Linked DNA regions of Homo sapiens: region 1 is linked to region 2. Evidence: chromatin contacts called from ENCODE Hi-C or POLR2A ChIA-PET data. All regions are on one chromosome and are shown on one strand. The core of a region is the stretch at or near the end of the contact, and the rest is flanking DNA. Distances in the headings are between cores, read along the strand shown. Region 1 overlaps RBM20 (RNA binding motif protein 20). Region 2 holds the start of SMNDC1 (survival motor neuron domain containing 1).

Region 1 (6,080 bases), core at 587-3,086, 470 kb after region 2:
ACAGGCAGATACACAGACAGATAGACACACCACATGTGGATGTCACTGGGGAGATGAAGGTGGGATTGAACTTAGCAGAGTCTCAAAGGGGGCTTCAGCTTTATCTGTCAAATATTCTTTTATTAAAAAATTTTGAAGCAAAATGACCATTACAGTAGCATTTATTCATTTTGGATAATGGGCACTGAATTCATAAGTGTTTGTTTTCCTCTTCATATTTCTGTATTTTAAAATTTTCAAAAAAAACCAAATATGGATATTAAAAATAAATTCTCACCTATAATACCATACCCTCATTTTATAAAAATAAAGAATATTTTCAAAGAAATAAAAATGGTTCAGAAGGATGGAAAGAAAACTATACTATGGGACTCGTTAGTTAAGTTGACATTAATCCTCTGCTTTAAGTCTTTCCTGTGATGACACTAGCAGAATGTGTATCATTTTCTCTGCATTTGCTGCAGGATCAGTTCTCTTTGGCAGGTTTTGAGCCGTTCTAATAAGTCCAGCATGAAAGGCAGGCCTCTCGTGTCAGTTCTAAACCCACCAGCTGCCCCATTGTGACTGCATAGTCCCCTGGTTCTGAGACTGTGCTCTGCCTGATAAGCGACGTACGGAGCACAGTGGACTGAAAGCCCGGGGATCTGATACCAAACATGTTAGTTAAACTCATGTTTAACTAACCCAAACTCATGTTTAACTGGCCCAAAGGAAGTAGGCCCAGAAATGTGGTTTTTGGAGCTCCCTTTAATGAACGTGTAAACAGAGGATAGAATATTGGCCTTACAGTTTAAAAACCCTCCTTCAAGTCCCAGTCAAGTCCCTTATTCACTGGATGACCTCACACGGTTCATCTGATCTTTCTTGGTCTCAGTCTTCTTACTATAGACTGGAAATGGTCATATTTGACTTAGCTGTCCATATGGCTGTTCTGGAGATGAGACAGCTAATGAAGTGAGAACACTCATTAACACACCAACTGAAAAACACAAAACAAAAGAGAGATGATAGGATTATATTGCTGTTATGAATCATTCCAAGAGGTGTCATGGTGATATGAATCATCATATGGTAATGTCATGGCTAAGGCCCAAACACAGAATAGCAGCATTGACCCAGTAGTCTCGAAATTAGTCACAGAGGCCAAGCTAGTGAAGACCCAGCAGCCCTATTGTTATCAAGAAAGAGCACTATCCAAAAGGTGTGTGGCCTCATCTTCTCCTTGCAAAGAGAGAATTCATCTGGTATATGTTGATAGGCGTGTATCCGACCACAGCTACCTCCATCAGCCCTGAGGACAGAGGCAGCCTGCATTCCAGTCCCAGCTCTTCTCTGTCTCGGTGTGTGACTTAGGCGGTTTCACAGAGGACGCCAACTTCATTGGCTTTTGCGGTTTTTTGTTTGTTTGTTTTTTGTTGTTTTCTTTTTGTTTGTTTTGTTTTGTTTTTGTCTGTAGAATGAGTGAGTTAAACTAAATTGTCTGTAAGGCCTCAGCTCACTCTTAAAGTGTGATCACTAGCTAGAGTTTGAACTTTAGCCCCAATATGACTGTTGTGTTGTCATTGTCACCTTTGTAACCTGACATTCAGGAATGTCCCTCTCTAGTTCATATTCTGACCTAGCTTCTGAAAGCATTATAGCAGAGTTGAGAATTTTTGATCTAGGAAAGATAAATATTAAAAAGAAATTCCCACCAAAATACCATAAATAAGGAATGTTTTAAAGAAAAATGGTTCAGAAGGAAGGAAAACTATAATGTAGTTCTTGTTAGTTAAGTTGACATTAATCCTCTCTTTGCTTTAAGTCTCTCCTGTGTTGACACTAGCAGAATGTGTCATAAAGACATGGAAAGATCATAAATTCTCAACTCTGCTCTAAAGATCTGACCTTCAGCGTTGCATTTATTTGGCCACACCTTTATAGTGTGGTCATACCTAGAAAATATTTTCTTGCCTGGTCATCAGCCCTCTCACCTCGATTACTTTCTATATTTTAGCACAAAAGAAGAAATGGCGCATTCACCACTCAGCCAGTTGCACTGGAAGTGAATTTAAATTCCTGAACTGGTTATCTTGGAAGATATTGTGCTTATTGCAGATGTGGCCGGTGCATGAGTTTAGGCACTACCATGCTCTGGGCTGTGGTTCTTGGCTCCTGCTTCTGGATGGCTGGACATTACCAGGAGAGAGCCTGCTGATACATCTACGCACATTCACTCTACTGCACTTCAGCTGTGTCCTTGTTATTCCACAGCCCTTTAAGTCCTGGTTCACCAACCAGATGTTAAGACTCTCTTGGATCCCTCAAATCCCATCCCCATGCCTGCTGCCTCCTCTCTCAGCAGTTGCCCACTCCTTATCTTCTAATCCTCTTTTCTCCCTATGATGATGATAGTGACCCTGTAGCTCCAACTACTGGGTCCTCACAGTCAGTCCACTCCTGCAGAGGAAACTGGAGGGTGACCAGGAACCTTCAAGTCAATGTGGGCCACAGACAGGAACCGTCTTTAAAAGATGGTTAAATGCCCGTGGTTTACGTAGGTTGGCTTTCTTTAAGCAAATAAAGGAAATGCATTGCTTCATGTCCAGCAAAGTACAGGGTGGATTCAGGAGAAGCTGGCTCAAGGCATTCCTAGGAAGTCATCAAGGAGCTGCCTGTACCTCTGTCTTCAGGCCAGCATCTTCTGAGTTGGCTTTATTCTCAAGCAGGCTGTCATTAAGTGATGGCTTAACAACAATTTAGCAACCATGGCATGACAGAGAATCATGCCTGATAGCTCTAACAAAGTATCCGAGAGTGTTCCCCCATGAGCCAATCACTGTTGCCAGAGGGATGTGGTTCTTGGACTGGCCAGGTCTGAGACACGTTGCTTGGGCCCCTATTTGTGCAGAATTGGCCCCTGACTACATTCCCAGAGGGTCTTTGGATGTTTGGTCAGATGGTCTGTACTCTGGGGGGATCAATTCATACCAGCAAGGTCCAGTCAGCCCCTACACCTACCACCGCCTCTCTAGTGGAAGCCACTTTTGCATCTAATTGTCTTGGGAATTGTGTTGGTTTTCTATTGCTGCTGTAACAAATTGCCACAAATTTAATGGCTTATAATAACATACATGTATTATCTTACAGTTCTGGAGGCCATAAGTCCAAAACCAGCCTCACTGGACTACGGTCAAGGTGTTAGTTCCTTCTGGAGGCTCTAAGGGACAATCTGTTTCCTGGTCTTTTCTAGTTTCTAAGAGGCTTCCTGCATTTCTTTGGCTCATGGCCCCTTCCTCCATCTTCAAAGCCAGCAGCAAAGCATCTTCTCTCCTCTCTGACTTCTGTTTCCATCCTTATATCTTCTCGCTGACTCTGATCCTCCTGCTTCCGTCTTAGAAGGACTCTTGTGATTACATTGGGCATACCAAATTAAATTCAGAAATTCAGATAATCAAGATCTTTAATTCAATCATGTCTGCAAAGTCCCCTTTACCATGTAAGATAACATATTCACAGCCTCTGTGGGTTAGAATGTGAACATTTTTATTATTCAGCCTACTGCAGGGATTATCCACTCAATTTAAAAACCTGAACTTAGACAGAGAAAGAGTGTACTGAAGCTCCTGCATTGGAGTGGGAAATTGTAGATAGTGACCTAGGAAGGTGACTTTGTACCTGCTTGTAGGTTTAGTTTTATTTGCTTCTTGGGTGTATTTAGATTGTCCTTTTTGAGCTGTTTGTGGGTTTTTCTCCACAGAATTGGGTACTCATAAAAGAGGTGTCCATATTGCCTCAAAGCCACCAGATTCTGATGAGCCATACCCCTTATCTTCCTTCTTCATTTTGTTCACGGCAATTACTTTGTGCCCATAAAGTGGGAGGCAGTGTGCTGAGGAAATACAAGATTCTCCAAGACACACTCCTTTCTCTTGTGGAACTTATGTCTGGTGGAGTAGAAAGGCACGCACGCAATTATTTTTAACCCAAGGCACAGGATGTGCTGAGTGATATAAAAGTGACAAACTAAGGAGTGGGAAGACAGCAGGAGACATCAGTTCCAGCTTCCAGGGGTGTCAGATCATGCACCCCAATTTTTGGTTCAGAAATATGATCACTACTATATGCACCTCAATTTCAGGTTATTAACTATTGCAGGCTAAGAATTTTAGGGCTTTAAAAATAGTATGATGTGTTTTTTCTTCTTTGTCTAGGGTGTTTGGATGAAAGCAGGTGCTCAGCTCTGATGATTCATGTGAAATCACTTCTACTCAAGGTTGACTAAAGTTGGGAATGATGAAAATTTCCTAGTCAAAGCAAAAATTAAGAAGAAAACCTGGTTAGTTTTCTTATTTTTTGAGGAATCTGAATGGGTTAACGTCTGTAACCTGGGCCATACTCTGAAAAGGACAGGTTTCCCATGGCTGACCTGCAAATACCCAGCATGGCTGGCTTTCCTAGTTGGAAAGCCCTTCCTCACGTGTCCTTTCAGTGGCAAAGGGGAATCTCTACTAAGAGCTCCCTCCTGCCCAGAATGCAATTTTAGAAAATAGAGCTGACTTCTCTGGGAAAAACAAAACCAACCTTGTCTTACTCTGGTCATGGAAACCAACTTGGCACCTCATTATCGCCTTGTTAGCAAGAACAGGCTGTATGATGGACAAACCTGGGAGGAAGAGTTGGCCCTGTGTGGCCACGGTTTTGAGTTAAGCTTAATTGCTTTTCTAAAGCTCAGCTACTTAATACTACACAAGTCAAAATCTATCATCAGACTCTTGACCATCCATTCTCCTCTTCCTTCCGTATTCTTGCCTACATAGACATTGGTCGCTCCCCATTCTGCTGCTGTTGAATTTGTGCTGGGTCACCCAGGGACCCCCAAGGCTTGTTTGCAACCAGCCCGGCTCCCCAAAGGAGAACAGGGCTGTAACTACCTTTAACTTTCAGTGCCCTCTTCCCCCATATTTTAAAATGCAGCCAGCCTGTTCTGCCCTTGGAGCATAGCAGGGCTGCTGGCTGGGGAAGGTGGTGTCTTTTTAACAACTTATAGGCAATTTTTGATTTTTCATGCAAATGGGAAAGAATAACAAAGGCATTTTATCTGGCTCTCAAATGTGCTTTGTACTTACATTTAAATGTGGGTGTGCCTGATGTTCTGGGAACTCCCTTCCAACAAGACAGTGTGGCAACCCATGTCACTTGCTATGTCTCCCTTTTCCTCCTCAGCTGAGCTAGCTCCCAGCCTCTCTCGTTTTTGTTCCATTATCATTGGATTTTTACTGTACAGAACCTGTGACAGTGGAGACTAAGGTGTCCCAGTTGTGCAGTGTCTACCCTGTACTGCCTAAGCATGCTTATTGTACAGCATGCATTGTTTATGGCAACTCCAATTTCCAGTTTTCCAGTCCCCTTCTTCCCATTCAAATGTCCCAGAATTCCAGTTCATCAACATCCTGAACATATTTCCTGATGACACCCACTTTTCAGAGGGGAATTTAAAACCTGGAAAATGTGGTCTTAACCAAAGATTCCCTCCCTGCCTGTGGTAACCACATATCCCAGATGTTCTGGGAAAGTCTTTCCAGTTTCCAGACCATGCACACTGATTTTTGGTCCAGAAACCACTATAACCAACCAATATAGGTCACATGAAAGACACATGTCAGACGGACACCCTTTCTGCAGTAAGATTCGGTGAGAGTCTGCTATTGTCCCCTACCTCAAATTCAGATTTTTTTACTTGTAATTTTTTGGTTATTCCTTATACTAGTTAGGTTTGAGAGCTCAGTTGAAGGGAACTGTGATATTGTGAGATTTGGTCTTCCTCAGGTTTCCTAGCATAAAACTCCAAAAGTCTTTGGAATCGGATAAATATCTTTTTGTATGCTAATAAGCTGACAAATGTCTGGCAGCCCCTTAGGTATCTTTAGGATGGGGTCTGGTTACTGGAAAGACCACAGCAGGATGGAAGGGTTGGGACTTTCAGCCTCACCCCTAACCTCAGGGAAGGAGAATGGGGCTGAAAGTAGAGTTGATCACCAATGGCCAATGATTTAATCAAACATGCCTGTGCAATGAAACCTCCGTAAAAACCCAGAAAG
Region 2 (6,190 bases), core at 272-2,771:
TGGGTACTTAGGGATTCAAGCAATAATTTGAAAAACAGAGAAAAAGTACAATTGTCTACCCATACTTACTTGTAAATCTTTCTTCAATTTTAGCAAATCTTCATTTTCTCCATTTCCAGATAATGCAGCTTCAACTTGCTGGAGCTGAGCTTTGTAGCTTGCCAGCTGCTTTGCTAAATCCTCTGACATCTAGGGAAAATAAAAAGGGTTAGACCATGAAAACTAAACCAAAAATCAAGGCATAAAAAACTAACTCCCCTGTCTGCCTGAATTACCAGTTTTTGCCTCTAACTCCTTCTAACACTGCAGCTTAATTTACCACCATTACCTTTACTCTCAGTTTAGACTTCAGCTAAACCACAAACTTAAAGGCAACAGATTCTGAGGATTATAAACTTGAGATACATTCCATACTTTAAAAAAGCATACAGATACAAAGAAATTTCTAATTTTCTTTTAACTCCTATCCACAGGGTAGGTGCTGAATTCGGCTCAATAATCAGTGTTATCTTTTTAAAAAGCACTACTCTGTTGGAAAAGTCGAAACTTTCAAAAACAATCCAAATACTTATTTTTAAGCACTACAGTATGCTTCCAAAGCCAAACAAGTGCGTTTTTAAATTAACTACACAAACTACGATCTTTACTTGAACTATTCAATTAAGAGTGTATTTAAAAGTGCCTCTCCAAAACAAAAATCTTTCGCCCAGTCGCTTAAATATTTATCGGTGCATTATCTTCAGCAAAAAGAACAGCACAGGTACTCTCCCATTTAGGCATTCTAACGAATGTGCCTTTCGCCAAATCCAGCTCAGTCATTTTCCTGAAAATAAGATACCAATTAACCTTTTTTGATGGTTTATAAGCAAATGTACCACGTTTCCGAGGACCCTTCTCCTTCGTAAAATTCCCGTCCAACCAAAGGCTGGGAGCCTGCAAAGGCCCCCTAAGAGTTACAGCGACCCAGGCTGCTCTCCTCCCCGCCACGCAGCACCTCAAAGCCCGCCACAACTCGATCATTCGGACGTGGAAATCCACACGCCAGCTCCAAGACCACCGCCGGAGCCCCGCCGCGCTCCAACAGGCAGGCTCCACAGGGAGCCGCGCGGCGCCCAGCCCCACCCGACCCGGTCCCCTGCGGGCCGTGTTTGCCGCCGCCGCACGGAGGCCAGCGCCGGCCGGGCCGCCGAGGCTCAGCTCTGGCTGAGAGACGGCCGTGGCTCCGGGATCCAGGGCCAGCGCCTGGGCGTCTCCGGCGAGGCGGGCTCCTCAGCCTTGGGCCTCCGCTTCACCTCGGGAGGGACCCGGGCCCGGCCAGGCCTTACTCTCTCCCTCAGGGGGGTTGTTACCTTGTGTGGGGCTGGGGGCGGGGCGGCGGGAAGGGGTCGGGGCAAATGAGCCCAGTGGTAGTGGCGGTGGCAGCAGCAGCAGTAGCAGTAGCAGGAAAATCACCGCGACGACAGCAAGGCGACCCGGTCTGAAAAGGAAGAACTCGGTCGGCGGCGAGGGGGAAGGGAGGAACGCCGGGCACTGGAAGGAGGAAAAGACAGAGACGGTGAAGTCTCGCGAGAAATACAAACTCTCGCGCGAGGTCGCTCGACTCACGTGACTCCGCGCGCCCTCTAGCCAGTCCCTGGCTGTCAGGGACACGAAGTAGGCGGGGCCTAGGAAGGAAATGGCGTAGCTGGGCTTCGCCAGGCGCGGAATGCAGGTTATCTTCCTGGAGTTCCGGCTTGGAATTTATTGGAAATGCAAATTCTCAAGCCCCACCCCAGACCTCCTGAATCCAGAGACTCTTGTTTTAATAAGCTCACCAGATGATACCAATGTCCGCTGACGTTTGAGAACCACTGCTTTTCCGGGGCGGTGGTGGTGGGTGGCGGGGGGTGTTGGTGGGGGCTCTCTTTACGTTGCCCTGGCTGGTCTCCAGCTCCTGGGCTCAAGCTATCCTCCTGCATCGGCATCCCAAAATGCTAGGATTACAGGCGTGAGCCACCGCGCCCAGCCTGAGAACCACTACTTTATATGATACAAGCCTTAGTAGTAACAGAAAGCTAATTAAATCGTGACAGAAATAACCTATTGGAGAGAAGATTGATTTCTTTAAAATCTGTTTTGTTAAAACCTACTTGGTTTTAATTTAGTTGGGTTAATCTCGCCTGATAGGGAACAACGTCCAAGTTAGTCTAGAATGGTAAAGAGTGGTAGGAATACTCACATTTGTGTTCAAAAAGAAATGCCCCTTGTGTATGTTTGTAATAATATATACGCTTTCTGGACGGATACACAAAACTGTTCAGAGGTTTGGAGTGGAAGCCAAATGTTTTATTGATTACCCTCTTTGCTGTTTACCCTTTTTCCTTTTCTTTTTTTTTTAAACCATATATATATAATTTATTTCAATTAAAAAAGCAATAAAGGCCTGAGACACAAAGTTTTATATAGATGACAGGAAGCAACCTTTCCTGGGAGGTTGGGAGTTTGTTGCTGGATCCATAAAAAGGCCCACTTCTCGCGGATCACCTGAGGTCAGGAGTTCGAGACCAGCTCGACCACGTGGAGAAACCCCGTCTCTACTAAAAATACAAAAAAAAAAAACCAACAACAACAACAACAACAAAAAGCCGAGCATGTTGGTGCATTCCTGTAATCCCAGCTGCTCGGGTGGCTGAGGCAGGAGAATCGCTTGAACCTGGAGGCGGCGGTTGCGGTGAGCCGAGATCGTGCCATTGCACTCCAGCCTGGGCAGCAAGAGTGAAACTCCGTCTCAAAAAAAAAAAAAAAGGCCCACTTCTCAGATGGGCTCTTTTGAACTGTGCCAACATCTTTAGTTCCTAGTTTTCTTTTCAAGGAGCCTTCCCTTTTGTTCTCTACACACACACACATAACCCTTGCAGTGAGTCAGATAACCTGTATAGATGGAAACTAGGTCGGGTTTGTGAGTGTGAAAGATTGAAATTGCAGCAGAGGGCAGCAGTGTGTAGCTAGAATTAAGAAGGCAGACAAAACAGAAAGCATGTGCTTTTAAATAAATATTCGTTTAAAATAAAATGTAGTTTTAGAGAACTTCTGTTATTGTAATTGTGTGTTTTAAGAACCGATGCGAGGAGGAACTTCCTTGAATATAAAGTCAACCTTATTGTGTAAAAATCTCTTAAATGAGAACTTTTCCTGAACCCCATAGATCAGAAAATAGGCAAATATTCATTATAAGTTCCATCATAGATTTCTATACCATCTTAATAATTTTTTCAGGATTGTTTTTAGGATTGTTTTTATCTATGCAACATTCATTTATAAAGAAAAGCTATATTGAATTTTAATTTTCACAAAGAAATAACAGTTTGTATGTGCCAGATACCATTCTAAGCACTTTACACAGGTTCATTTAATTTTCACAATTGTATGCGGTGTTGCTCCAGACAAAACTGGAGCAGACAAAACTAAGAGCAATACTTCAAATAGGCTTTCTGAATTACTATTTCCTTTGAAGTGTCAAAATTTACTTTCAGTGTCTGATTTTTCTTAAAACATTTGCATTCAAACTTAATCATGTTTATTTAAAAAAAAGTATCTTAAACCTTTAGTTTTGAAACGTGATATTTATTTTATTGAAAGACAGTAAATAAATAAAATGTAAAGGCTCCAAATTGTCATCAGAATATACAGCTATTTCCTTTCTACTAAAGAAAATTAAAGTATGGCATGATGGCACCCAGCTACTTGGAAGGCTGAGAAGGGCATCCAGAAGTTTGAGGCTGCAGCACACACTGACTGTGCCTGTGAATAGCCGCTGCATTCCAGCTCGGGCAACATAGTGAGATCCTGTCACAAATTTTAAAAAATTAATTTTTTTTTAGATGGATTCTCCCTCTGTCACCCAGGTTGAAGTGTAGTGGTGCAGTCTCAGCTCACTGCAACCTCCACCTCCCTGGTTCAAGCAATTCCCTTGCCTCAGCCTCCCAAGTAGCTGGGATTACAGATGTGCGCCACCACGCCTGGCTAATTTTTTTGTATTTTTAGTAGAAATGGGGTTTCACCATGTTCGCCAGACTGGTCTCGAACTCCTGACCTCAGGCAGTCCGCCCGCCTCAGCCTCCCAAAGTGCTGAGATTACAGGCTTGAGCCACAGCGCCTGGCCTAAATTAAAAAAAAAAAAATTAAGTATAGCTCTTTGGAAATGTGCCAGCCCACTGTAAAGCAGAAGAATATGCAATAAAGTAATACATGTTGGTCAAATAGGTTTTTTTTTTTTTTTTTTTTTTTTGAGACTGGGTCTTACTCTGTTGCCCAGGCTGGAGTGTAGTGGTTTAATCTCAGCTCGCTGCAACCTCTGCCTCCCAGACTCAAGCAAACCTCCTGCCTCAGCCTCCCTAGTAGCTGGGACTACAGGCATACACCACCATGCCCGGCTAATTTTTGTATTATTTGTTTTTTGCTAGAGACAGAGTTTCGCTATGTTGCCCAGGTTGGTCTCAAACTCCTGGGCTCAAGTGATCTGCCCACCTTGTCTTCCCAAAGTGCTGGAATTACAGGGTGAGCCACCTCCCTGGGGCAGAGACTGCATTCTTTATCTCAGCTTTTATTGTATCATTTCCTGACTAAAAGTAGCCCCAGATTTGGCCGCGTTTTTTCTATCTTGACCAAATGCCAAAGGTGATGAATTAGAGTTGTGTACATAATCATAGTAATTGTTTTATGCTCCTTTCTTTAGTCCTAATAAGTGATTTGAATCTTTGCATAATTTGCTGCAGGACAAGCTACTTGCCTTTTTGTGCTTATTGAGTGTTTTTGGATACAGTACATGGAACACATATATCCTGGGATGAAGCTTAGGTGGCATCATCCATTTAAAGTTGATGGAAAACAACCTGAAAATGGTGTTGGTCAGCGCAGGTCTTCAGATGTTCATCAGTCATAGCAATCCTGAATTGTTTGCTTAAATTTGTATTGCACTGCTAGCCTTAGGATGTGCATTTCAATTATTCTGTATTTTACACGTACCATTGAGGAACAGAAGACTGTACCACTAAAAAACAAAAATATGCCACTAAAAACGGAAAACGAGAATTTCTTCAGGTTGAAAAAGATTATAGTCTAAGGCTTTACAGGATAAGAAATGTCAGGCTTTGTTTGTTTGTTTGTTTGTTTGTTTGTTTGTTTGTTTTTTGAGATGGAGTCTCTCTCTGTCGCCCAGGCTGGAGTGCAGTGGCACAATCTTGGCTTACTACAACCTCCACCTCCTGGGTTCAAGCCATTCTCCTGTCTCAGCCTCCTGAGTAGCTCAGATTACAGGCATTTGCCACCACGCCTGGCTAATTTTTATACTTTTAGTAGAGACGGAGTTTCACCATGTTGGCCAGGCTGGTCTTGAACTCCTGACCTCAGGTAATCCACCCCCCCTCAGCCTCCCAAAGTGCTAGGATTACAGGCATGAGCCACCGGGCCTGGCCAGAAATGGCAGTTCTTTTTTTTTTTTTGAGACGAGTCTCGCTCTGTCGCCTAGGCTGGAGTGCAGTGGCGCAATCTTGGCTCACTGCAACCTCTGCCTGCCAGGTTCAAACAATTCTCCTGCCTCAGCCTCCCAAGTAGCTGGGACTATAGGCGTATGCCACCATGCCCGGCTAATTTTGTTTTGTATTTTTAGTAGAGACAGGGTTTCACCATGCTGGCCAGGCTGGTCTCAAACTCTTGACCTCTGATCCGCCGGCCTCGGCCTCCCAAAGTGCTGGAATTACAGGTGTGAGCCACCGCGCCTGGCCTTGAAATGGCAGTTCTTTACTACTTATTTAGAAGTGGTGCTTAATAGTACTCCAACCATACATTCTTAGTGGTTTATATTCTGAGAGCAAAAAGAACAAAAACAAGCAAAAGCCCTCAAACACCACATATTTATTGCCAGTAGTGGTATTGGTAATGTAATTTTGAAACTCAGGCCTACTATAAAACAAACAAGAAATTTATTAGTAGAAACTCTAAGAGGAAAGAAATACAAATATCCTTTTTGTATTTTTAAAAGAAGATCCACCTTCTTTTATATTTGTACTTCTTTCCTCTTATAGTGGGAAAAACTGATGTTAAAACCTCTGATGTTAAATTGAATTAGAATTTTTCATATGTATATTTCTTAGAAGCAATGTCACCCCCCTAGAGAATGCCCACAGCTTGATATCTAAATACCAATCCCCAC

What was found. Hi-C counts contacts between places; a loop is a spot of excess contacts on that map. ChIA-PET counts read pairs that join two places held with the same protein, here RNA polymerase II (POLR2A). Pooled maps may share reads with other maps.
Region 1: a pooled map shows a loop between it and region 2 (9-fold over the local background). The contact joins the enhancer-like site here to the promoter of SMNDC1 in region 2. A Hi-C loop is called at or near these places in 1 of 168 maps with a recorded cell type or tissue (K562), 1 of 37 single-sample maps with no recorded cell type and 7 of 50 pooled maps. POLR2A ChIA-PET finds 5 or more read pairs at or near these places in 2 of 52 experiments (GM12878 and HCT116).

What each region holds. Positions count from the first base shown.
Region 1 is chr10:110,773,260-110,779,339 of GRCh38, forward strand. All of the region lies in intron 1 of RBM20 (RNA binding motif protein 20), which reads left to right. Among named protein-coding and RNA genes, the nearest start is that of PDCD4-AS1, 95 kb to the right of the region's middle. RefSeq lists enhancers at 1,224-2,423, 1,314-1,503. Within about 2 kb of position 1,837, at least 4 of the 41 ENCODE cell types and tissues checked have a DNase peak (open chromatin) inside an H3K27ac peak, as active enhancers do; they include HCT116, where a contact is called at or near this core.
Region 2 is chr10:110,303,399-110,309,588 of GRCh38, forward strand. SMNDC1 (survival motor neuron domain containing 1) reads right to left here and starts at 1,522. Exons shown (of 6, transcript NM_005871.4): 1 at 1,350-1,522; 2 at 70-189. The coding sequence starts at 189. RefSeq lists a silencer at 1,034-1,353.